2 separate regions of the Homo sapiens genome follow, and region 1 is linked to region 2. Evidence: read pairs that join two places in POLR2A ChIA-PET (ENCODE). Cell type or tissue: B cell. All regions are shown on one strand. Each heading gives the region's core, and the rest is flanking DNA. Links, peaks and the distances in the headings are about the cores only.

What was found. ChIA-PET counts read pairs that join two places held together with the same protein. Peaks named below come from ENCODE experiments on the same cell type or tissue, not always from the same donor. Only the 100,000 strongest peaks of a DNase experiment are listed, where the experiment ranks them.
Region 1: POLR2A ChIA-PET joins it to region 2 with 6 read pairs; 4 of 35 experiments call an interaction of 5 or more read pairs at or near these places.

The regions. Positions count from the first base shown.
Region 1 is chr14:91,116,283-91,127,192 of GRCh38, forward strand. All of the region lies in intron 1 of DGLUCY (D-glutamate cyclase), which reads left to right. It overlaps SNORA11B (small nucleolar RNA, H/ACA box 11B), which reads left to right and starts at 10,144; the gene lies at 10,144-10,270. RefSeq lists enhancers at 91-592, 3,063-4,262. In B cell, for the core only: no CTCF peak of the experiment used is centred there; a DNase peak (open chromatin) is centred at 9,019; H3K27ac peaks cover 3,479 bases.
Region 2 is chr14:90,966,156-90,981,927 of GRCh38, forward strand. RPS6KA5 (ribosomal protein S6 kinase A5) reads right to left here. Exons shown (of 17, transcript NM_004755.4): 3 at 12,151-12,369. Among named protein-coding and RNA genes, the nearest start is that of RPS6KA5, 87 kb to the right of the region's middle. In B cell, for the core only: no CTCF peak of the experiment used is centred there; no DNase peak of the experiment used is centred there.

The sequences.
Region 1 (10,910 bases), core at 2,911-10,910, 150 kb after region 2:
ACAGACTTGAATTTGTTTTATCCTTCCAGAAGCTCCATGAAGTCTGTAATTTGGATCTCCTCATGCTGTCTTGGAGGAAACAGAATTGTAGAGAAACTAAATGACTGCCCTTGGTCCTTCAGTAATGTTGAGGTTCACATTCAGGCACAGCTCTCTGGAAGACCAAGCTGTGTCTTTTTGACTGTGTGAAATTGTAAAAAGTTATGCTTTGAAAAGCATAGTGACTGAAAGTATGATCTCAATCCAGAATACTTGTGTTACCAGAAAGGGGCCTCAAACCAGACCCCGAGAGTGTTCTTGGACCTTGTGCAAGAAGCAACTGGGGGCAAGTTCATAGCAAAGTGGAAGTGAAAGCAAGTTTATTAAGAAAGTAAAGGAATAGGCCGGGCGTGGTGGCTCATGCCTGAAATCCCAGCACTTTGGGAGGCCAAGGCAGACAGATCACAAGGTTAGGAGATCAAGACCATCCTGGCCAACATAGTGAAACCCCATCTCTATTAAAAATACAAAAATTAGCTGGGTGTGGTGGTATGCACCTGTAATCCCAGCTATTTGGGAGGCTGAGGCAGGAGAATTGCTTGAACCCAGGAGGCAGAGGTTGCAGTGAGCCGAAATCGCCCCACTGCACTCCAGCCTGGCGACAGAGTGAGAGTCTGTCTCAAAAAAAAAAAAAGAACGGCTACTCCATAGGTAGAGCAGTGGCATGGGCTGCTCGACTGAGTATACTTAACGGTTATTTATTGATTATGTGCTAAACAAGGGATGGATTATTCATGAGTGTTCCAGGAAACGGGTGGGCAATTCCTGGAACTGAGGGTTTCTCTCCTCTTTACACAAAATAAGGTAATTTCCAGACATTGTCATGGCATTTGTAAACTGTCATGGTGCTGGTGGGAGTGTCTTTTGCATGCTAATGCATTATGGTTAGTGTATAATAAGCAGTGAGGACGACCAGAGGTCACTTTCATTGCTATCTTGGTTTTGGCTGGTTTCTTTACCACAAAGTGTTTTATCAGCAGGGTCTTTGTGACCTGTATCTTGTGCCTACCTCCTATCTCATCCTGTGACTAGGAATGCCTAAGTTCCTGGGAATGCAGCCCAGTAAGTCTCAGCCTTATTTTACCCAGCCCCTGTTCGAGATGGAGTGGCTCTGGTTTGAAAGCCTCTGACACTTGGGCTTGACTGCTGGTTTGGCCACTCAATACCTATGAGTCTTTAGGCAAAGTACTGAATCATCCTGTGCTTCCTTTTCTGTAAAATAGGGATAACAGCCCTCATCTAGGGAGTGTTGTATGGATTAAATGACATAGTACATGAAAAGTGTTTAGAACAATGCCTGGCACAGAGTAAGCTTTTGTTCACATACACACACACACACATACACACACACACACACACACACACGCCAAACTGTAAAATATTTGAAGAGACTTATTCTGAGGCAAACATGAGGACCCTGGAGGTCCTGAGAACATGTGCCTGACATGGTTGGGATACAGCTTGGTTTTATGCAGTTTAGGAAGACATAGACATCAATCAATACATGTGAAGTACACATTGGTTTGATTGATTCAGTCCAGAATTGAGGTATTCAGGTCATAGGTAGATTCAAAGATTTCCCAATTGGTAATTAGTTAAATGAGTTAAGCTTTGCCTAAAGTTGAAGTTAGCAGGAAGAAATGCTTGGATTCAAGATAAAAGGGGTTGTGGAAGCCAAGGGCCAAGGTTCTTGTTATGTAGATGAAGCTTCCAGGTAGCAGACTTCAGAGAGAATGGATGGTAAATTCTCCCCGCCCCCCCCCCCCCTTTTTTTTTTTAGACGGAGTCTCACTCTGTTGTCCAGGCTAGAGTACAGTGGGATGATCTTGGCTCACTGCACCCTCCACCTCCTGGGTTCAAGCGATTCACCTCCTTCAGCCTCCCAAGTAGCTGGGATTACAGGCACCACCACCCCCACCACGCCTGGCTAATTTTTGTATTTTTAGATTTTTAGTAGAGCCAGGGTTTCACCATGTTGGCCACATTGGTCTTGAACTCCTGACCTCCAAGTGATCCACCTGCCTCGGCCTCCTGAAGTGCTGGGGTTACAGGTGAATCTCTCTTATCAGGCCTTAAAAGGTGCCAGACTCTTCATAACTCTCTTCAAGGTGGGAGGACTTGGAAGGGGAAAGAGCTAGTTAATAGATTTACAGATACAAAAAGCAGTTTCAAAATATGGTGAAGAAACATATTTGGGGGTAAGATATTTTGATTTCCTTCTTTATCTGTCATTTGATAGAGTCAGGTTGGAATTTGGTATCTTATGGCTACAAAGAGTCTCTTTTATCTGTCTTAAGATCTCTGTTTTAATGTTAATGCTGGTCAGTTGTATCTAAACTCCCAAGTGGTGGGGGATAATGAGGCATGTTCAGCCATTCACCTCCCATCATGGCCTGGACTAGTATTTCAGGTTTCTTTGGAATGCCCTTGGCTGAAAGGGGGTCCATTCAATTGGTTGAAGGGCTTAGAATTTTACTTTTGGTTTATACTTTCAAGAAATATTCCTATCAGTGGGGCCAGGCACGGTGGCTCATGCCTGTAATCCCAGCACTTTGTGAGGCCAAGGAAGGAGGATTGCTTGAACTTGGGAGTTCGAAACCAGCCTGGGCAACATAGTGAGACCCTAAAAAGTCTACCTAAAAAGTTAAAAAAAATTTTTTTAAATTATACTACTACTACTAAAATTATTATTATCTGTGCCTTTGGGAGATACTCTGTATTAGTTAGGGTACAGGCTAAATTGTAAAAAAGATCCCAAAATACATTTGCTCAAAAAGGGTAGAAGATTTTTCCTCTTTCACATAATAGCTAAGAGGTAAATGGTCAGTCCAGGACAGGCAAACAACTCTGCTCCACAGGGTCATTCAGGAACCCAGCTTCCTCCATCTTGTTGCTCCCTTTTCTGCATAGTCAAAAGTGACTCAACATCACCTTCACCTTCTGTTCCTGCCTGTAGTGCGAAGAGGGGAGGAATTAGAGGGCAAACAGCTCCCTTCTAAATGATATACCTCAGAGTTGTACATATCCTTTCACTCATATTCCCTGACCCACTCTGTTTCCCTGACCAAATTTCCCAGGCTTTTCTACCTTGATCTGACCTTGTCTTTCTGGACCTTTGGTACCACTGTGCTCCCATACCTGAAGACTCTTTCTCACTGCAGTGCTACTCTTTCTAAGTTCCCACCCTACTTTGCTAGACATTTTTTTTCCATTTCCTTCAAAGAGACCTCCTGTTCCACTCACTCCCTAAATATCCTCTGGGTCTCTGTGTTCCACCCACAGCCCTTCCTGCCTTTTGCCCTCTCCCTCGGTGTGATGGCTTAATGTTGAGTGTCAACTGGATTGGATTGAAGGATGTAAAGTCTTGTTCCTGTGAGGGTGTTGCCAAAAGGAGATTAACATTTGAGTCAGTGAACTGGGAGAGGCAGACCCGCCCTCAGTCTGGGTGGGCACCATATAATCAGCTGCCAGCTCATCTAGGACAAAAGCAGGCAGAGGAACATGGAAGGACTAGACTGGCTGAGTCTTTCAGTCTTCATCTTTCTCCCGTGCTGGATGCTTCCTGCCCTCAAACATCTGACTCCAAGTTCTTCAGCTTTGGACTCTTGGACTTACACCAGTGGTTTGCCAGGGGCTCTCAGGGCTTTGGCCTGAGACTGAAGGCTGCATTGTTGGCTTCCCTACTTTTGAGGTTTTGGGACTTGGATTGGCTTCCCTGCTCCTCGGCTTGCAGACAGCCTATTGTGGGACTTAACCTTGTGATGGTGTGAGTCAATACTCCTTAATAAACTCCTCGTCATGTTAGTCCTGTCCCATCTAGAGAACCCTGACTAATACACTTAGTGTCCTCAGCCACGCAAAAGCTGATGACTCGCAGCTCTCCCTCCTCCGGGCAGGTGTCCTTCCTGACTTCTGGTGCTGAATGTCCACCCTGTCATGGACCTCTGCCTGGGGCTGTCTCACAGGCTCCTCCTACTTAGCATTCTAAAACCAAATTCCTCATCAGTCTCTTCTTGTATTTATTTTCATGAATGGCACAGTTAGCTAGTTGCCCATCCCAGGAAAAAGAAATCTGATAATTATTATTATTATTGTTTTTTGAGATGGAGTTTCACTCTTGTCACCCAGGCTGCAGTGCAATCACGCTATCTCAGCTCACTGCAACCTGCAGCCTCTACCTCCTGGGTCCAAGCCATTCTCCTGCCTCAGCCTCCTGAGTAGCAGGGATTACAGGCACCCACCACCGCGCCTGGCTAATTTTTGTATTTTTAGTAGAGACAGCATTTCACCATGTTGGCCAGGCTGGTCTTGAACTCTGTCCTCAGGTGAGCCACCTGCCTCAGCCTCCCAAAGTGCTGGGATTACAGGCATGAGCCACCCCACCTGGCCCTGATAATTATTTGTGATTCCTTTCTTTCGTTGCACCTTTTGCATACATTCAATCAGGTATCAGGTTCTGGCAAGTCTACCTCTTCCAGTTCCTCAAATCAGCCCTTCCTCTCATTCTCTCACTTTGGGGAAAGCCTGGATTGCTTCTCAAATACTTACGACAGAGGGTCTCTGAGGGATGTTCTTCTTCACATTCATCCTCCACCAAGTGCTGCCTGTTCAGGGGATCCTCCTACCCTTAGTGCTCCTGGGGCTCTTAGATGAAGCTCATACTCCTTCAGGTTATGCACATGCTCCCTCCCAAGCATCTCTTTGTCTATCTTCCCAGCCCCTCTCCCTCTTTACCCCAGGTGTGCCAACCACTCACACTGTCACCTACAGAGACTTCTTCAGCCTTTCTCCTAGTGCTGATTTCCAGCTGTCTGTCAAAGCTCATGCAATGTCTCCCAGGCCATACCTGCCTGACACTGTCAACACAGTTTTCCTTGCCTCTTCCTCATTAGCAGCTCCAGTGCTTAAGCACATTTCCCGACACACAGAAAGTGCTCTGTAAATGGCAAAAGAGTGAACTGTATGGCTCTTTCCATGTCCTACTCCACCTCCAATCATGCTACCTGCTCTGTACCTAAGCTTCTGAGAAGACCCTCCTCTCCTGTGGGGATGTCTGTAACTCTTTCTTCAAGAAATAATATTTTTGGCTGGGCGCAGTGGCTCACGCCTGTAATCTCAGCACGTTGGGAGGCCGAGGTGGGTGGATCACCTGAAATCAGGAGTTCGAGACCAGCCTGGCCAACATGGTGAAACCCTATCTCTACTAAAAATACAAAAATTAGCCAGATGTGGTGGCGATCGCGCCACTGCACTCCAGCCTGGGTGACAGAGTGAGACTCCATCTCAAAAATAATAATAATAATAATAATAATAATAATAATAATAATAATAATTTCAAGAACAAACTCAACTAATGTCTTCAGTGAAGGCTTCTCCTACTTCCCCAGCCAGATTTTCATTATTTATCTATCATCAAGTATTTTTAAAATGCCTATAGTGTGCCAGGCACTGTTCAGTATACTGGGGATAGAGCAGGGGGAAAAAAATGACAAAAACCCCTACCCTTAAGAGGTTCACAGTATAGCATGGGGAATTAGAAGTAAGCATCTGTCTCTTCTCTGGTCTTTAAGCACCTCACAGGCACTGGCCATGTCTGCTCATCTGTTTATTCCCATCATCTAACAGAGTGCTCAACACATTTGCTTGATGAATACGTTTTGAGCACTGGGAGATGATCACAGAAGAGCTAAGAAGTGATAGCAGTTGTATTTAGTGGAGAACAGTATTCACACCTTGTTGTCTAGATTGCCTTGAAATCAGGCTCTGTATGATATCTTTTTTTTTTCTCTTAGAAAAAACTGTTAACCTATTTAGAGTAATTTTATTAAGGAGCTTTTTATTTTTTTATTTTTTTTTTTGAGACAGGGTCCCACCCTGTTCCCCAGGCTGGAGTGCAGTGGTTCAACAACCACAGCTCACTTCAGCCTTGACCTCCCGGGCTCCCACCTCAGTCTCCTGAGTAGCTGGGAACACAGGTACGTGCCACCCTGCCCAGCTAATTTTTTATTTTTTGTAGAGATGGGGTTCCACTGTGTTGCACAGGCTGGTCTCAAACTTCTGGGCTCAGTCAATCCTCCCGCCTTGGCCTCCCAAAGTGTTAGGATTACAGGCGTGAGCCATTGTACCTTTAAAAGAAAAAAAGAAAGATTTTTTTTATTTTAAATTAAAAATTATGACATTGCATATCACTGTGAGTGTATTTAATGTTACTGAATTGTACACTTTAAAATGATTAAGATGGTCAATGTTATGTGTATTTTAACTATAATAAAAGAAAAAAGTTTTTTTTTTTTTTTTTTGAGATAGAGTCTCACTCTGTCGCCCAGACTGGAGTGAAGTGGCTCGATCTCGGCTTACTGCAACCTCCACCTCCCGGGTTCAAGTGATTCTCCTGCCTCAGCCTCCTGAGTAGGAGTAGCTGGGACTGTAGGCGCCTGCCACCATGTCTGGCTAATTTTTGTATTTTTAGTAGAGACAAAGTTTCACTATATTGGCCAGGCTGGTCTCAAACTCCTGACCTTGTGATCCACCTGCCTCAGCCTCCCAAAGTGCTGGGATTACAGGCGTGAGCCACGGTGCTTGGCTAGTTCTTTCTTTTCTTAAGGCTGCATTTCATTCAGCAAAGAGGCACTCACTATGTAGCCGGCACTACTCTGGGTTTGTGGGCCATAAAGACAGATAAGACACAGTCCCTGTCTTTCGAGGACTTAGGCTTAGCAGGAGACAGGCACCTGAGCCACAGAGACAATCAAGAGTTGCTCGCTGTGCTCAGGGAGAACTCTGTTCGGCCCACACCACCTTAGTTACTAGTGACGGCCACCAGACTTGAAGTATCATGAGTACCTGGATCATCACAGAGGAGTCAATCCATTTTTATAGGTCTAACTTGGGTGTTTCCAAAAATGTCAAGTAACGAACACACAACAGAACATTTATAAGAGCAGGATTCCAAGGTATCAGTTAGACAGTAAACGGAGGGGCCCAGCCAAGCATATTCCCATGCTGCAAAGCCACTTGATATTAGCGCACATCTTGAAGCAATAAACGCTGCCCTGGCAGGCCCTGGCAAATGGCACTTGTGAATATTTAGAAACGGAGCAGCCCTGTTTGGGAAAACTGTCATACTGACGCGCTAGGTTGGGAGAGATGAGGTGGAGACAGTTAAAAAAAAAAAGAATGAACTGTATGCTTCCAGAAACGTTAAACTCTCACTCATGGAGCCTAGTGCATCAAGTTTAGGTCCATTGTAACAGCACTTTAGGTTGTTTCTGATTATTTTTTTCAAGACAGGGTCTCACTTTGTCCCTCAGGCTAGAGTGCAGTGGCACAGTCATGGCTCACTGCAACCTCAACCCCCTGGGTGTAGATGATCCTCTGACCTCAGCTTCCCAGGTAGCTGAGACTACAGGTGTGCACCGCCACAGCCAGCTGATTTTTTGTAGAGACAGGGTTTCGCCATGTTGCTAGGCTAGTCTTGAACTTCTGGGCTCAAACAGTTCGCCTGCCTTGGCCTGCCAAAGTGCTGGGATTACACGCATGAGCCACTGCATCCAGCCTGTTTTTTTCAATGTTTTAACAGCGCATCTTTTGGCTTTAATAATCAGACTTTTTTTTTTTTTTTTTTGAGATGGAGTCTCACTCTGTCACCCAGGCTGGAGTGCAGTGGTGCAATCTTGGCTTACTGCAACCTCTGCCTCCCGGGTTCAAGCGATTTTCCTACCTCAACTTCCTGAGTAGCTGGGACTACAGTCGCACGCCATCATGCCCGGCTAATTTTTGTATTTTTAGTAGTGACGGGGTTTCACCATGTTGGCTGGGATGGTCTCGATCTCCTGACCTCGTGATCCACCCACCTCGGCCTCCCAAAGTGCTGGGATTACAGGCGTGAGCCACCACACCCTGCCAATAGTCAGACTTTTAAAAGCAGCAGACCCAGCTAACTGGGAGTGAAGCAGCTGCTCCTCACTAATTTGCTGTCAAGGAGCTGAGCAGATGGAAGCACCATCCTCCCTCCTCCTGATGCCTCCTCTTCTCTCTGGGGTTTCCACATTTATTGTATTACTGCATTTGGTCTATGGGGTTGACAGTTCAGCAGGACTTCAGGCTGGAGGTAGGAAACAGGTCCACTGTGGGCATAGCTGCTTGTTAATTCATGGCAGATTAGGCTTTCTGTGAATGGCATGGCTTTTTTCAACCACGAGTTCTCTGAGGCCTGAAGAAAGTGCTGGTGGAAGGCCGTGTTGCCCGGGCCAAGGAAAGTGTCCTGTTACACAGGGGTTGGTTGTAACTCACTCTGATTCTGTGGTTAATCAGAAACAAATCAGCCTGTTTCATAGAAGCCTTTGTTGTTTGTTCTGATGAGATTTTTACCTGCTGTACTTGAGACATCAGTAAAAAGTGAAGTAGAGGTTCCTCTTCAGAGACTTTCCTTCCCATCTAATTAGGAATAAATAGTAACTTCTCTTAGAAGCAAAATTTATTCAAAGACCTGTGCTAACATTCTTAAATATCTGCTATCCATAATAAAGAAATCAATGTACTTTAATGTTCTTAGCTCCCACAATTTAGCCTGAATATTTGCCCTGGCATGCTTATACTGGTCCAAGCAAGTATTAGGTCATAGCCTGTTCCTCTTCCTTATTTGAAGGTGTTTTTACCTTTCTCAACATTGCACAAGTTACTTCCTCCTTCCTTTGTTCTCCTCTGCCTTTGCCTCTTTTAAAAGGTTCTAAGTTGCCAGCCAATTGGGACAAATACAGGATCTGAGGTCCCATTCCAGCCAATGGAAACTGGACACAGCAGTAGGGTGGACGAGTCAGGTTATAAATGACCCTGTCTCCTTTGTTCTATATACTCATGGGGCACAACTACTGGCGAGTGTACCCTTTCTGCAGAAAGTGTAAAAATGGCCTTGCTGAGGAAATTAAATTTATGTTCAAGTACTATTTCTTTACGGCACCGGGGAACAAGCATTTCAAACACGTACTTGCTGCAGACTCTGCCCTCTGGAATGGCTGCGATCCTGTCTCAAATGGATTTGAGCAGAAAAGGGGAAGTGACTGGCAGAAAAGCCCAGAGATAGATCTGTGTTTAGGTAAGGTTGTTTGTCCAGAGATAGAACTGTGTTTAGATAGGGTTGCTTGTAGGGCCAGGGATGACAGCGTCAAGCCCTGCCTCTTTTTACTCTTGGCTCTCTGCTTTCTTCTCTGTTGGCTTCCTTCTCGAGCCAGCTCTCTCTGTGGGGTGACAAATGACCACTGGCAGCCTATGCTCACATTGTCCCTGTGTCTAGCAGTTTCAGAGGTAAGAAATACTTCTTTCCCGACAGCTATACAAATACAAAGGTTAAGGTTGGGCACAGTGGCTCACTCCTGTAATCCCAACACTTTGGGAGACCAAGGCAGGCGGATCACCTGAGGTCAGGAGTTCAAGATCAGCCTGGCCAAAATGGTGAAATCCTGTCTCTACTAAAAATACAAAAATTAGCCGAGCCTGGGCTACTCAGGAGGCTGAGTCAGGAGAATTGCTTGAACCGAGGAGATAGAGGCTGCAGTGAGCCGAGATCTTGCCACTGTACTCTAGCCTGGGTGACAGAGCAGGACACAGTCTCTAAAAAACAAAACAAAACAAAACAAATTCAAAGGATAACTCTGGTTGGCTAGCTGGGGTCATGTGACCATCCTCAACCCAAGCATTGTGCTAAGGAGGATGGGCTATTTTGATTGTCACCTAGGTCTGAGATAGTGACTGACAGCCCCACTGGGTACTGGGGGACACTTTTCCAATTTGCTGGGCACGTAATGGTTTCTTAGGGCTGCCACAACAAATCCCAACTTACTTGGTGGCTAAAAGCAACAGAAATCTCTTATCTCACAGCTCTGGGGGGTAGGAGTTCTACGTCAATGTATTAGGGGGACTATATTCCCTCTGATGCCTCTAGGGAATGATCCTTCCTTGCCTCTTGCAGCTTCTGTGGCCCCAGGAAATCCTTGGAGTTCCTTGGACTGTAGCTGCGTCACTCCAATCTCTGCCTCCATCTTCACAGGATGGCCCCTTCTGTGTTTCTCCTGTCATGTCTGTGCCTTCTTATAATTACATGTGTTGGGGTGTGCTCAGAGCAGGGGGCCCGAAGAATGCCTCCTCTGTTTACAACACACCCAATAGGAATCTGGGGTCATTGTGACAAGGGACACAGAGCTTGTGACCTCCCTACAAACAAATGCCCTACACATTGAAAAAACAAAAAACGTGTCAGACCAGGTGCGGTGGCTCAGGCCTGTTATCTCAGCACTTTGGGAGGCCAAGGTGGGAGAACTGCTTGAGCCCAGGAGTTTGAGACAAGCCTGGGCAATATAGCAAGACCCCATCTCCACCACACACAAAAAAATATGTTACTGGTTTTAGGGTCCACTCAATTAATCCATAATAATCTCATCTCAAGATCTTTCACTTAATTGCATCTACAAAGACCCGTTTTCCAAATAAAGTCATATTCACAGGTATGGGGTGAGGGTTGGGACTTGGATTTATCTCTTTGGGGGCCACATTCCACCCCCTGTAGGGCAGAAATAAATAGCCACTGCACTCCACCCCTTGACTGCCTGGCATCCATCCATGGCCTTTTCCACATAAACAATTCCAGAAATGCAACACCCCAGTGTGGTACAGGCTGCCCACATCCAAGCAAAGCTGGCCGATGTACATTCTTCTCAGTCAGGCCTTGATGATACTCTTTTTTTTTTTTTTTTTTTTTGAGATAGAATTTCCCTCTGTCACCCAGGCTGAAGTGCAGTGGCACAAGTATGGCTCACTACAGCCTCAACCTCCCAATCTCAAGCCATCCTCCCACCTCAGCCTCCCAAGTAGCTAGA
Region 2 (15,772 bases), core at 1-8,000:
ATATGTGTCCTGGGAGTCAATTAGCTACAGAATTGAGGGAAGTGGCTTAGAAAAGCTCTTTGAAAAACAAGACTCTGTTGAGAAATGATTTTTTAAAATGATGTTTAACTATCATCATGTTGTTGAGTACAGGAAGGTGGTCTTCTGTGACAGGGGCTGCTAGAGAAGCAACATCCTCCAAAAACAGAAGGTTTTACTTTAGAGGAAAGGATAAATAAAGCATTTCAGGAGTTTATGCACACAGTTACTCATAGAATACTAACCCTTTCTGTTAGTAGAGGAAGATGAAGAGATGTTTGAGTAGGGGGAAGAACACAAAATTCCTAAAGACATAAAAAATATCTCCAAAGCTTCTAAAATAGTAGGCACATACAAAATTAAGCTTTAGAGAGTACAGTGTACCAACGGAGTCATACCTCTTTATTTACATATTGTACATTTTATTCTAAAAGCTAATTTACATGTATTCTGCCAGAAAGTCAAGTTGGGATCTGGCACCAAAGAGGCAGACTAAAGTCCAAGGACAATTTTCTCTCTGCCAGGCACAGGGTCTAGCCCTATCGAATACAAGGCACTAATACTAGTTGCAAGGAATGAGTAAACATGTAATATTGCAGTAACTAACTGCCGTAGCCACATAAGTATTAAGGTAGATTCTTCATCTTAAGTTTCAGCATTGATAAAGAGTAGAAAGAAATAGAAAAGAAGAGAGAAAGCAAAAGAGAACTGGTAATAACAGTAAGAACATCTTTCTTGATGGGCATGTCTCAAGTTCTGAGCTCTTCCAAGAGATAAATTCAGGATAAGTCTTCAGACTTATTCTGTTTACAACTGAAGAACAAAAGAAAACTATCAATAGTCCATCTTTATGACAATAATTAAAAATAAATAGGTAGGGCTAACTCTAATACATGTTCTCAGAAGCTGTCAGGCAAATTTCATTAATGTGACCCTTCCAAAAAACATTTATCATCCCATTGAAATTGACTTACAGTCCATACAATGGAATACCTTATATGATCCTTGTGCCAATGATTTGTTTCTTGATTAAAAGAAATGTCATGTAAATGATTATATCTTAATTCCTTTGTATTTCTTAAATGGTCTTCTTTATATGTAGGATGACTAATATTCTATAACTGCAAAATATTAATATAAATAATTCTAACTTCCACATAAGATTGTCATGAGGATTAAATGAGCTACTGAGGATTATGAGCCAGGCATACAGTAGGCATTTGTTAAATAATAACTAATAGCTCCTATTATTATTTACAGGCATCAGTTACAATTTATAGACTTGAAAAATACTGTCAAGCTTAATTATAATGACTTAAATATAAAAATCAAATTTATTGTGCCCTGACTTACATACTCAATGTGGTCATAATTTTAAGACTTATGAATGTTTAACATATATTTCCATAAAGTACTACCAGGGTCTAATTACTTAGTATTAAGCTAAAGAGAGATTTTCTTATATAACTGATATTTCAGTGCAATCCTAAGTTTTAAAATTGCAGAGATATCTGGTTTTTATTCAAGTGCAATTAACTTGCTTTTAAAGATTTTTATGTTCTGGTATTTGGAATGCCAGATGAAGCACTCTGATACTGTGTCTCTAAGAAGCATAAAAATAACACAGAAATCACACAAATAATGTGAAAATTCAAAAACATAAAATTTCTCCCATTTTAAAACACACTACCATCCTCCCTAAATCCCACGTGTCCCATCTTGTCTTTCTTCTTTATTTTACTGCCAAACTTCTTTAAAGCGTGGTCTACATGGCTGATGCTCCTTACCCACTGTTCCCTTCATATTGCTGCTATAGGAAGTTACCACAGACTTAGTGGCGTAAACACTATGAATTTATTATTTTATAATTTTGTACACTCGAAGTCTGACATGGACATCACTGGACTAAAATCAAGGTGTCAGCAGGACTGCGTTTCTTCTGGGGCTCCAGGGAAAAATCTGTTTCCTGGCCTTTTCTAGCTTCTAGATACAGGCCACCCACATTCCTTGGCTTCTGGTCCCTTCCCTCATCCTAAAAGGCAGCTATGGCAGCTGAGTCACTTCTCACATTGCATCACCTGACCTTCTCTGTAGACACATCTCCCTCTCACCCTCCTCTCTCCTCCCTCCCTCCCTCTTCCTATTGTGTAAGGACCCTTGTGGTTACATTGGCCCCACACCAGATAATTCAGAATAATCTCTCAATTTTAGAGTCAGCTGATTAGTGGTCTTAATTTCATCTGTAATCTTAATTCTTCTTTACCATGTAGCTCAACATACTGACAGGTCCTGGGGGATTAGAATGTGGGCATCTCTGGGAGGACATTATTCAGTCTACCACAGCCTCTATTCATTCCTTAACATACTACAGTACAACTTCTACCTCCATGATAACACCATAACTTAAAGCTAAAAATAACCTCTTGTTACTAGAGTCAATGAATACTTTTCAGTCCTCATATTACTTAACTTTATGCCCTTTGCAAAGGGCAAAAAGGAAAAGAGTGTTTCAAAGGCAGCAAAATAGCACAAAAACTGCCTCTATGGATCAGCCCAAATTGAGCCCCTCAAAAATGGTTATGTTAACCCACTGAATTTTGGGTTAGTTATGCAGAAAAAGACAACTGATATATTAGCAACTTGTAGATCATGCTTATAACTTAAGTGTCTTGTTCAAGATCACACAGTTAATAACCAAAACAATCTTTTTATTTTAGCAGAATAATAGCCCTTTAATTTAGGTCACACATCTTTCATATTAGGAAAACAATTTATATTTCATTTCAATGACACATAATTTATGCAGATATTTAACAGTAGCAAGTAGATTTCACTTTGTTATTATGAAATAATATTTCCTTCTTGGATTCAGAATAGCAAGCCGTGTGTGTGTATGTGTGTTTGTATGTATATGGAAAGGCAGGTAGAGAATGGAGGAGAGAAAAATAGCCTTTAAACCAGTAAATTTGTTTCTTAAAACAGTAAATTAATTCTGAGAATTTGAACTGAAGATCTCTACAAAATTTCCAAGATTCTTAAGCAACTCATATCATTCTGACAATTAATACCTTATGGAATTAACGTTAGGGTAAAACAGCACGTGCTCTCCATCAAAATTCTGACTTTCTAAGTACATACTGTTGCACAGTTTCAGGCTGCTCGTCTTTGCACATCTGATTTGACTTAACGTTGAACTCAGAAATCTCTCCATTGTTCTGCAGTTCATACACTTTTATTAGCAGATGGAGAAAGTGAAATTCACAGAGACATTGGGTTACATAAGCTTTAAAGTATTACTAAAAACTACAGCCTAAATAGCCCATTTTCCATTTAAGATGCAAAAGGATAACCACAGAAAGGGCTAGCAAGCTTATTTTAAGGCTATGTCTTGCTCGTGCAATTGCATGGAAGTCAGCTTGTAGGAGGGGAAGTCGTAGAGTTAACAGAAATCCTACATCTCCTGCTTTCAAGGAAAGATTCTGTTCTGCTTTCACTCTCCAAACACCCAAACACCTACTTATTTCCAGTAATACTCTGGCTGACCTCTAGACATCTAAGCTTTCTATTTCAAATTCTCCTACTTAGAATTTCTCTCTCTCATATTTCTTCTTAAATGGTGGCACCTTCCAAAGAGCTGTTATTAATTCCCACATGCCCCCTATGATTCAGACCACTTCTCTCTTTTTTTCTCTCTCTCTCTGCACTGTTACTTGGTCTTCTTTTTATTTTTTTTCCTACAAATTTTCCTCTTCCTTCTGATATGCTTCACTTCCATGAACTCCCATACCTCCTGTTCTCATTTCTACCTACTCTTTCTCCTCTGGACCACCCAAATCTCTCTTGATAGCTCCCTTTTCTTATCTTCTATCTAAAATATAGTCTTAACGTGACATGCCACACAAACCTGAAAGTCATTTCTTTTTAATGTCATGCCAAAACCATCTCAGTTTATTTTTGTTTGGTTTTAGCTCAACATTCTAATAGTACACTCTATAAATGCATTTCAGCTTATCAAAATCATTACAAAGTTCTGACTAAGAACATCTTATCAATCTTGTGAATTAGTCATATTTACTTCAAAGCAAGGAAGTGTTTTCAGTTACTGTCTGTTTCGTCATACTAGTGACTGTAATATATCATGAACCATTCTGTTACCATCTCAGCAATTACAATTATTGCTCACCCTTACAATTATTGAGATGAAACCAATACTCAAAAGTGAAACTTTAATTTTTAAATACCTCTTAACTCCATTGAAAGAATGACTCATGATCACAAAACTGTCTACAAGGCTGGGATGGCATTCATTATTGGGAATGATCCTTGGCATTACCTTTACAAACACTTTGGTGATTTGCTTATTTAACATCTTGTGAATTCTGATTAATGTAACAATTTATTACAGTCATAGATCAGCTGGTGTTTCAACAAAATCACCACTAACAGAAACCAGAAAACATCAAAAGAAAAATTATTTTTACAGATTATTTTCCACATAGAATTCCCTCTCAGTGTTAGTTGAAATAAATATGAGTTTTAAGAGAGAGAGAACAGATAAAAATATTTTTATATCTCTTGTTGTAACCATGCACAGGTACAGAAAAAGTTATAAAAGGAGACATGATCTCCACGTTACAAGATTTGGGAAAAGTAAAAGAAATATAAAGGGAAAAATCCACCAAATCCAATATCATTAGCTATAAATCAGAGGCTTAAAAGATATTAATGTTGTTGAATTAAAAAAAAAAACCAGAAATGTGACTTAACAATAGATAACTTTAAAGCAGGGGTCAACAAATTACAGACCAGAGGCCAAATCTGGTCCACCACCATTTTTGTAAATAAAATTTTATTGGAACTTGGGCCAGGCACGGTGGCTCATGCCTGGAATCCCAGCACTTTGGGAGGCCAGGGCGAGCAGATTACCGATGCCAGGAGTTCAAGACCAGCCTGGCCAGCATGGTGAAACCCTGTCCCTACTAAAAATACAGAAATTAGCCAGGTGAGGTGGCACATGCCTGTAAACCCAGCTACTCGGGAGGCTGAGGCAGGAGAATCGCTTGAACCTGGAAGGGAGAGGTTGCAATGAGCCGAGATCACGCCACTGCACTCCAGCCTAGGCGACAGTGAACTCCATCTCAAAAAGAAAAAAAAATTATTGGAACCCTACCATGCCTATTTATTCACTACTGCCTATGGTCAAAGAGACCTTAAGGCTTGCAAAGCCTAAAATATTTACCATCTAGCCCTTCACTGGTCAAAGTCCTGATGCCTGATTTACAAGATGACAGATACAATATAAATAAAGAGAAGGCAACTACCAGTAAATACAGCATATTGTAGGAAACAATCACACATACTCAGTTCAAGTAGAAATGCTAGTCTATTCCGTATCTGGTTACTAAAAGCAAAATGTCACAGGTAAGCAAATGGCAAGATAATACTAACATTGTAATAATCTTATCATTTGGAGAAGCCTGTGCAAACAAGGCGAATTTAATCCCAATGGAACAAGCCCCATCAAGAAGTCTACAGTGAGCCATAAATACTAGTAGGCACATGATGGCAGCCTAGACATGAATCTCCACATCTGCTCCTAAAACATCTTTAAAAACAGCAAGAAAAGCTGTAAACCTCCATGACCTACTCCTTCAGCAAAACTGAGAGAAAGAAAACCCATATACACCAAACAACATGGTTCAGGGCAGGCTAAGAAGGAACTGGGCAAGACATGAGCAATGTGGGAAGGTAGGAAAATGTAGTAAGATAGCAGGATATAGAACTAATATATAAAAGTAATAGCTTTCAGCTAGAAGGTATGGTGGAAGAGAAGACCCCATTTACAAAAGCAACAGATGACAGAATATCTAAGATTCAGTTAAGAAACATGGCTAGGAAGTAAATGCTAAAACACACCTGAAGGTCTTAGAAGGATTTCAACATCAGCAAACATACCATGTTCTTGAATTGGAATAACCAATATCATAAAAATGTCAAGTCTCCCTAAATTAATTTTTTAATTTACAGCAATTCCAGTGAAAATACCTTACGGTTTTTCCCCCCAAAACCAGACAATGTGATTCTAAAGTTCATGCTGAAAAATAAACCAACAGGAAGAGTCCTCCAAAAAGCTCTGAAAAATAAAGGCAATGAAAGATCAGGGGCAGAGGGCAACTAACCTTACCAAGAATTAAAATACATTGTAAAACCTTGATAAATTAAAACAGTATAGTACTGGTACATGACTTAACAAACCAAACAGAAAAAAATCAAATAGACCCAAACATATATGAGAATTTCATAGAGGAAAAAGGAAGCACCTCAACTCAATGTAAATGTGGACTTTTAACTAAACAGTGTTGGGAAAATTAGCTATTTGAAAAAGATTAAGTTGGATCCTTATTTCATGTCATACGCCATCCACATGGATCCAAGTTCTCTATGCAAAAAATAAAACCATGCAAGTACTGGAAGAAGACATCAGTTAATTCCTTTATAAACTCAGTAGAGGAGTAGAGGAGGTCTTCTGACTATGACTCAAAATCACAAGCCATAAAAATAATTTTAAAAATAAATTTTACTATACATAAATTTTTGCATGGTAAATGCATCATAACCAAACTCAAAAAAATACATGGGAAACGGGAAAGTATTTACAATGCCTACCAGAAATGATTAATTACTTTATGAGCTCCTAGAAATTGAGAGGAAAAAAAGAGGCAAAGGGTACAAATAGATAATTCTCAGAAAAAATACATATGGCTTTTTAAGCATGTGAAAAGATGTTCGGCCTCATTCAGTAAAGAAAAAAAGAAAATTAACTCTACAATGAGACACTACTACTCACCTATGAGACAGGCAAATGCCCAGAAGTTTGAGAATACGTTCTGTGGAGAAACAGGCACTCTCAAACAATGCTGATGGGAATGTAAAATGGTACAACTTCTATGGAAGTGTATTTGGCAAAATTAGAGATGGCAAAAAAGGATGGGTGTGGTGGCCCATGCCTGTCATCCCAGCACTTTTGGAGGCCGAGGTGGGCAGATCACTTGAGGTCAGGAGTTGGAGACCAGCCTAGCCAACATGGTGAAACCCTGTCTCTACTGAAAAAATACAAAAATTAGCCAGGTGTGGTGGCATGCATCTGTAGTCCCAGCTACTCAGGAGGCTGAGTCAGGAGAATCACTTGAACCCAGGAGGCAGAGGTTGCAGTGAGCCGAGATCAACATCACTGCGCTCCAGCCTGGGCAACAGAGCGAGACTCCATCTCGAAAAAAAAAAAAGAAGAGATGGTGAAAACACAGACCCAGCAATCTCCCTTCATCAAGCCTACAGGTTTTTTCCCCCAAACAAGTAGAAAATGACATACGTGCAAGTTATCCCTGAAGCATCCTCATAAGAAAAGATAATAAACAATAACCCAAGGATCCCTTCACAGGGAACCAGTTAAGTATACAATGGAATGGAACGAAGGACTGTGCAGGAATAAAAAAAAGAACAAGGAAAAGCTTTATGAATTATATGGTGTTCATATGTTATGTTACATTACAACCACGTTATATTATGTTAAAACCAGTATCAGGGCGGGCGTGGTGGTTCACGCCTGTAATCCCAGCACTTTGGGAGGCCAAGGCGTGCGGATCACCTGAGGGTCAGGAGTTCAAGACCAGCCTGGCCAACACAGTGAAACCCCGTCTCTACTAAAAATACAAAAATTAGCCAGGTGTGGTGGCAGGTGCCTATAATCCCAGCTACTCGGGAGGCTGAGGGAGGAGAATCACTTGAACCCAGGAGGTGGAGGCTGCAGTGGGCCAAGATTGCACCACTGCACTACAGTCAAGGTGACAGAGTGAGACTCCATCTCAAAAAAAAAAAAAAAAAAAAAATAGTGTCCAAACACCACACAGAATATTTTCACTTCTAGGAGAAAAAATATAACCTTATGATGAAGGGATCAGGCTGTCACTATGTAATCTAATCTTAGAATCACTAATTGGGAAAAATCGGATAATAGGTTTCTCCTAACGTGATATAACATGAAATACATAACATCATTTATGGTGTATTCCAGCTCAAAACGTTTAAGTTTAACCTATTGAGACTTTAGATCTAGCTTCCCAATTACTACTAGAATTCAGCAGAGGCAGGAATAAGTTAAAAGATACTATAAGGACACAACCAAGTGAGCATTCCTGGATTGGACAAACAGCTGTAAAGCATAATTATGTTACAATTAGTAAAATATGAAAATGGACTTGTGTGACAAATGGCCATGAATTCTTTCTAGTTCCCCTCTTCAAGAGGTGAAGTCTATTTCTGCATCCCGTGAATCCAGGCTGGTCTTGTGTTGACAGTGAAGCTATGTGAGTTCCAGTGTCCAGGCTCAGGAGGCCCTGCAGCCTCCACTTTTGCCCTCTTGGCAGTAGTTGCTAGCTGCCCTGATACTACCATGCTATGAAAAAGCTGATCTACTGTACTGGAGGATGAGAGGCCATATGGAGGAGAAAAGAGGTGGCCCAGCTAACAGCTAGCACCAATTACCAGACATGAGAATGAAACCATCTTGGACCTCACAGCCCAGCCAACTCTCCATCTGAACACCAGGTGAGTGAGCCCAGGCTAACCATTAGAGAACTGCTCAGCCAACCCATGGGATCATGAGAAAATAAATCATTGTTTAAGCTATGAAATTTTAGGTGGTTTGTTATACAGCAATAAATAACTTGTACAACTGGGTTTTAAATGAAAATTTATTAGCTGGGAAAGGTAGATATCATTAACGGAAAGATCTGCTTACAAATCATATACGGGACAAACTCATTTTGATAAAACACACAGATAGACATACAGACAAAAAGACCTAGAAGAATATATACTGATAACAGAGGGGTATATAATAAGGTTCATGCTGGGTAGTGAAAATAAGTTTTTATTTTCTTATTTTTGCTGTCCTGTATTTTCTGTATGCATATATACTGCCTTTGCAGTAATAAAACTTTAAGAAAACACATATTTAAAAAAAAAAAGATTTATAGTATTTACTTAGTCATCAGACAAACTGTTAGCAAGGTTCCTGAAGAGCTAGACATGTAAGTTCTTGCTAATACCTCACAAAAAGCTGGATAAAGTCAGTCAACCAATAAACCTTTTGGGACTGTTACAGGCTGAACTGTATCTTCCCAAAACTCATTATGTTGAAGTCCTAGCCTCCAGTACCTTAGAATGTGACTGTAAATGGAGTTAAAATGAGGCCCCTAGGGTGGACCCCAAAGCAATCTGACTGGTGTCCTTACAGGAAGAAGAAATTTGGGCACAAAAAGAGATACCAGGGGCACACATGCGTAGGGGGACAACATGTGAAGAGGTGGTAAGACAGTGGCCATCTGCAAGCCAAGGAAAGAGGCCGTGGGAGAAACCAACCCTAGTGGCACATTGATCTTGGACTTCCAGCCTCCAGTACTGTGAGAAAATAAATGTCTATTGTTTAAGCCACCCAGCCCTAGCAAACTAATATAGGGACCAAGTGTATAGCACGATATTTGGGAAACTGACCTAGTGTGCATTAGGGCACTGCAAACAAATAACTGAACCATTAAAACAGTCTATGGTCCTCTTCTAAATTCCTGAAAAGTTTTCATCTTTAAAAGTCAACTGCTGAAACAGGCACAAAGAATAATTGTGTTAAATAAATTAATGTGAACAGAAGATAGAAGGGCATGATTTCTAAATGCAATGCCTCACTCACTGTGGAATGAATATGTTGTCCAGTTCACGTTCCATTCTTGACTTAGCATAAAAAAATGGGTTTTCTTGTTTTGTTTTGGATTTGTTTATTTAGGGCCAATGACAAAGGCCAAAAGTAATGGAGAGCCAATAACGAAAAAGCAACATGATTAAGGACTACTGTTTTCTAGTCTAATACAAAATATTTCACTCTTATCTATTTACTTCTAAATTTAACATGTTTTATAAAAAAATTACAATTTTAAATAATTTTAAAAAGCATATTGAGTATAGTTAAGAGAACAGAAAAAAAAAAAAAAAAAAAAGAGAGGAGACAGAAAGGGCGGGGGCAGGCTAGAGAGTAATGGTGCAGAGTCCAGGAACCTGTTTTCTTACCAGCTTCTGACTCGGACAACCTTAGACACATGATTTAACTTTTATGAGTTTATTGTCAAGGGAGAAACTTGAAAAGATAATCATTTCTCAAACAGTCCTCATGGACTTCCTAAGGCTTTCCTGGAAATTCTAGGGTAAAGAATAGAAATAAACCGGTAGGGCTTGGTACCCTTAGGCCCAGATACAAGCAGAGCTACTCCTTTCCATTTGTTTTCCATTTGAATTTCTGTGTGTTCATTTGAGGGAAGGGTCCTGCACTAAAAATGTTTGAAACCGCTGTATTAGAATGCTCTGTCACCTACAACAGTCTTGTTGTTCATGTGGGTAGATACTGAAGACATATATATCAAAAAAATCAATAACATAGCAGATACACACAGGAGGCAGAATGAAGGGCCAAATTATATTGACTCACTGGAACAATAGGCAAATGATAACATTAATGGGGACTCTTAAGAGGAGAGAAGAGAGTGTGTCCTACATGAATAAAGATTTAGAATTGTTAATTGATGGTAAGCATTGCAAAATGAGCATGAAGTGTAACATCATGGCTCAAAAGGTGAATGCAATCTTAGGTATCATTAATAAAAATATAATTTCTAATATAAAAGCACTCAATAAAATGGCCAAATATATATTAAAAAACCAGTTTGTATTACCAATAATCAAAGAATACAGGCAGCAATTTAGGGAAACAGAAGACAGACATTGGAATGATTCAGACTTGAGCTCCAATCTTCAAGCATACACAAGATACGTAACTTCAGGACATACAGCTTCCAGAATGTGGACATCACTAATGAGGGGATCCTGCAGTGCCTTTGTGTGGGTCAGTGATATTATGGAATACACCTAGTGTAATGGCTGGCATACTGTAGGCACTCAAGAAATAGCTAATACTTGCAAAGCACTATGTGAAATTCTAGCTCATTTAATCCTTACCATAATTCTAGGAGAGAGTTATATCACATACATGCAAATTAAAACAAGCACGGGACCAAAATGGTAACAGATAAAATCTTCAACGATGGTAGAACACTAGAAGCACTGCCATTTCTCTAGTGGGAACAGAAGATGGTGGAACTTTTCTGCAAAGCAGTCTGGGAATGTGTGTGAGGACTTTCCCAAAGATCATATATAAAGGTCCAGCTCTATTTGAGAAAGGAATGGATTCAGAAAGTGCCTAGGGTGGAAATGGGAGTGTAAAGGGCTGACTGATTAGTAGCTAATCAAGTTTTTCACCAGGAATGCAAAGCATCTCTAGGAACAGAAGTCTTTTCTTTCTTTTTTCTTTTTCTCCATTACTGGTTTCCATGAACGTCCGTCCCCTTGTCAGCCTAAACCTGTTCATTCTGAGAACTCCTAAAGCAGAAATTGGCCCACTTCACCAATCAGTTCCTCACATTTGAATGGAAGCATACTGCTCAGGGAGGTAGATACCCCTAACAATTCAAATGTTTCTTAACATTAATAAAGGAAAGGCTGGAAGTGACAGTTCACAGCTGTAATCCCAGCACTTTGGGAGGCCAAGGCGGGCAGATCACTTGAGGTCTGGAGTTCGAGAGCAGGCTGGCCAATATGGCAAAACCCCATCTCTACTTAAAATACAAAAATTAGCTGGGCATGGTGGTGCATGCCTGTAGTCCCAGCTACTCAGGAGGCTGATGAAGGAGAATCACCTGAACCTGGGAGGCGGAGGTTGCAATGAGCTGAGATTGTGCCACTGCACTCCAGCCTGGGTGACAGAGCCAGACTCTGCCTCAAAAAAAGAAAAGAAAAAAAGACTAAGAAAAGAGTGTGGAATAGAAGGAGGTAAATTCTTCCATAATGGCATAATGGGAGGCCTCAAATCCAGAGCAATGCATGATATTCCAGGAGATGCCACCACAAAGAATGAGAATCAAAATATTTCACTTCTTCTAAGTCCATAGTATCTTGCCCTTTAAGTACATTATAACTTAAGACCCAAAGAAAAGTGTTTTCATAAAAAGTCTGATAACAACTGACACTTACCTAAAATGAGATGAAGTTTGGTTTCTGTCTGGAAAGCATAATGTAATGTTACCAAAAATGGCGACTGCCTAATGTGTTCCAGGACTTGTCGTTCTGTCCTTGTATGCTCTGTGGTTTTGGCCTTTTGAACGATTGTTGCCTTTTTCAAAACTTTCATGGCATACAGCTTTCCAGTATCATGGCCACTTATTTTACGAACTAGAAATACTTTTCCATAAGCTGAAAATGAAAAGAAAAAATAAAAAGAATTAAAATGCTACACAGGCAAAATGGTAATTTAGTGCAACTAAATTTATTTAATGCACAAAAAATACACTCTTTAAAGGAAAAAGTACCCTTGGTACCAGTTCAAATAGTTATTTGATAGATTTCTTCAATTTTATACCAAATATATTTCTAGGTCTAACCCTTAATGTTTACATATCTAACCACTGATGACAAAATTATGCTTTTACTCTTTTACTGTTATTCTCTCCGCAATATTTTTAGCTGTAGAAAACTAGCTGTTATTACGGTCAACTAACCACAATCCAATTCTGGAACAACCAGGACATTTTAGACATCAGATAAAACTTCTAGATATATATATATTTATTACTGATGTAGACAAATGAAGGCAGTTCTTAATAAGAATTTCATATATATATAAATCAAATGCCTCAATTATTCCTCTATACTTATAAAAAAAAGCCTAAAGCAACATAAGCTGACATTATATGAACAAAAGAGATCTTCAGACTTAAAACATGAAAAGATCCTAAACTGCATACAATACGACAGAAGCCCTTTTGTATCTCTGGGCAGTAATTTACAGCTTACTAGGTCAACCTTGCCACACTTTTCATAATAAGGACTCTGTTGGGCATGATCCTACGTGTGGTGCCCCTCCTCCAGGTGGAGGAATTGGGGCCATGTGGGCACTGTGCCTGTGGGCAGAGCAGGTCCTCTGCATTTATTTTCTTAGAGAAGTGGGCTAAGGCAGGAAGAAGTGGAAGGAAGAGGGAGGAAGAAGGGAAGACAAAAAAACAAAAACACTTTGGGAATGAAAAGGTGAGTCCCCCACTTCATCCCTACAAGGTGTCAATCCTCTACAGTTAATCTGTTTAAAAAGGCAAATGCTTTCTGGGATGTTTAAGTCCAGTCTCTCTGTTAAATGCTTTAATCAGACCATTATTGAGTTAGTTTGAATTCTGGCCCAGATCAATATTCACACTCTATGGCATTTACCACCTAATTCTATTGTAATCCACCCACTAGAAGAAGGGAGCTTTAAGGGAAGGGCTCTTGTACTCCGTATGTTATTCAGTTCAGTACTCTGGGAACTGGATTAGTACCAACACACAATGTGCAAGAGATCAGTGAAAGACTAATAATCCTGAGAAGGAGCGCCAACATTTATTAAGGACTTGCCGATGCCCGGCTCTGCACTAAACATATCGATTCACTTAATCCTCAAAACAGCCAGTGAAGCTGGTGCTTTTAGCAATTCTACTTCACCCATGAGGAAATGTGTTCAGAATAGTTACAGAACTGGCCCAAAGACTGAGGCAAGAAGCAGCAGAACTGATTCAAATGCAAGGAGTGTGACTCCAGGGACCACACTCTGAACCATAAATGAACAAAAAAGTGATTCCTCACAAGCGCTAGTAATCAGACATTCTGGATCTTAATATAACCAGTACTGTAAACGTACTGAACACATTCCAGGGCACAGAAAAAGTTCACAAAGGTTTGTGTATTAGCTCATCGGAAATCCAATAATTATAGGTTGAGACCTCAGTAAGGCAGAAGTGAATCAACAAGATGAAATGACAACTTTTGGAACCTAACAAATTAGGGTATACAAATAAAAAAATGTTTATCTATTCAGAAGCAACAAAATGAAGCTAGAAAATATTATGCACTACACCTTCCAACAGGGAAAGCCACTATATAAACTCAGGAGAAGGTAAAGTCTTCCACAAGCAGCCCTGAAACTTCTGTGTTCCTTACATACACATGGCACTTACTCTAAATTCTTGTTATCCCAGGTTCCTAACTCCAGAGCACTATGGTTTTTAGAAATTAGGGAATCCATCTATGCTCTCAAAACCAGGAATTCTTTCCACAAGATCACCAAACATGGCTGTTCAGCTTCTTCCTAGTACATCTGTCCGCAACATAGGTGTTGACCATGTGACACACAGGCTGCTGGGTGTTCGAACCTAACATCTGAGTACTTGTCAGGCACTTATGATATAAACTCATTCGATTCTTACAACATTCCTATAAGGAGGTGAGAACTATTATCTCCATTTTATAAATGAAGAAACTGAAGTATAGAAGAGTTGGGTCACTTGTCCTAGATCACACTTGCCATTCAGTCTGACTCCTGGGCCAGTCTTACCTGTGGTCTACCTGCTTCACTTAAGTGAATGACCTCATAGGCAAATAAATAGGGAACCAGAGATTAAATAGAAGTCACAATGCAAGTTAGGTGTTTTAACAGTGAATGGACCCAGTGCTCCCTCTTCCAAGAGGAGGAAGTTTTGCAAAACGGCCCATTTTATTGATGGGAGGCTCTGTTTGAAAATCTTCCTTATATTGCCAGGCGTGGTGGCTCAGGCCTGTAATCCCAGCACTTTGGGAGGCTGAGGCAGGTGGATCACCTGAGGTCAGGAGTTTGAGACCAGCCTGATCAACATGGAGAAACCCTGTCTCTACTGAAAACACAAAATTAGCCGAGCATGGTGGCCTATGCCTGTAATCCCAGCTCCTCGGGAGGCTGAGGCAGGAGAATTGCTTGAACCTGGGAGATGGAGGTTGCAGTGAGCCGAGAGCGTGCCATCGCACTGCAGCCTGGGCAACAAGAGTGAAACTTAGTCTGAAAGAAAATCTTCTTTATATTGACTGGAAGCAGGCCATTTTATAATTTTCATTTGTCCTTCTATATCCTCTGGACTTAAAAAAGAGTATCACTCTTCTTCTATAAGATAATCTTTTAAATATTTAAAAGCACTATCATGTAATCTCCATACTCTTTCCTCCTTAAACCAATCTCAAAGTAAGATGACTCCGAGACCTCTCACCACTAGGAGGTCCCACTGATATGTTGTGTGGGGTTGTAAATATTTTTTTCTTTGATTTCTTTCTGTTACTTTAAAAACTATTGTATTTCACTCAAAATATGCATGAAGTAGCATAGGATGTCAATATATATGATCAAATAATATAAAATCATCCTGATTGCTATGTTACAATCTATATGGTCAAATAATACGCAATCATCCTTGCCATGTGATAACATCAAGAAGTTTCCCAATAATATGAATTAAAGACCACGTACTCTGCCAACGCAATTGTGTTCATCTATCAGACAATGTCAGGGAAAAACTATAATGAAGCTCACAAATATTTTGTTTTTACTTTTATAATTGCCATGATTAACATTTAAGCTACAATGCTTCACCACATGGTAAGTGCCAGTGGATGCTTATTACCAACATTCAAGGAGTGCCTTACGACATTCCAAACAATAAGTATTTCAGATAACGATCTTACTTCTAAGAAGGCTGTGTAACTAAAACATAGTTGCCTCCAAACAGTTTTGTTTTTGAAGCACCCATAAAGCTGTTTATCACAT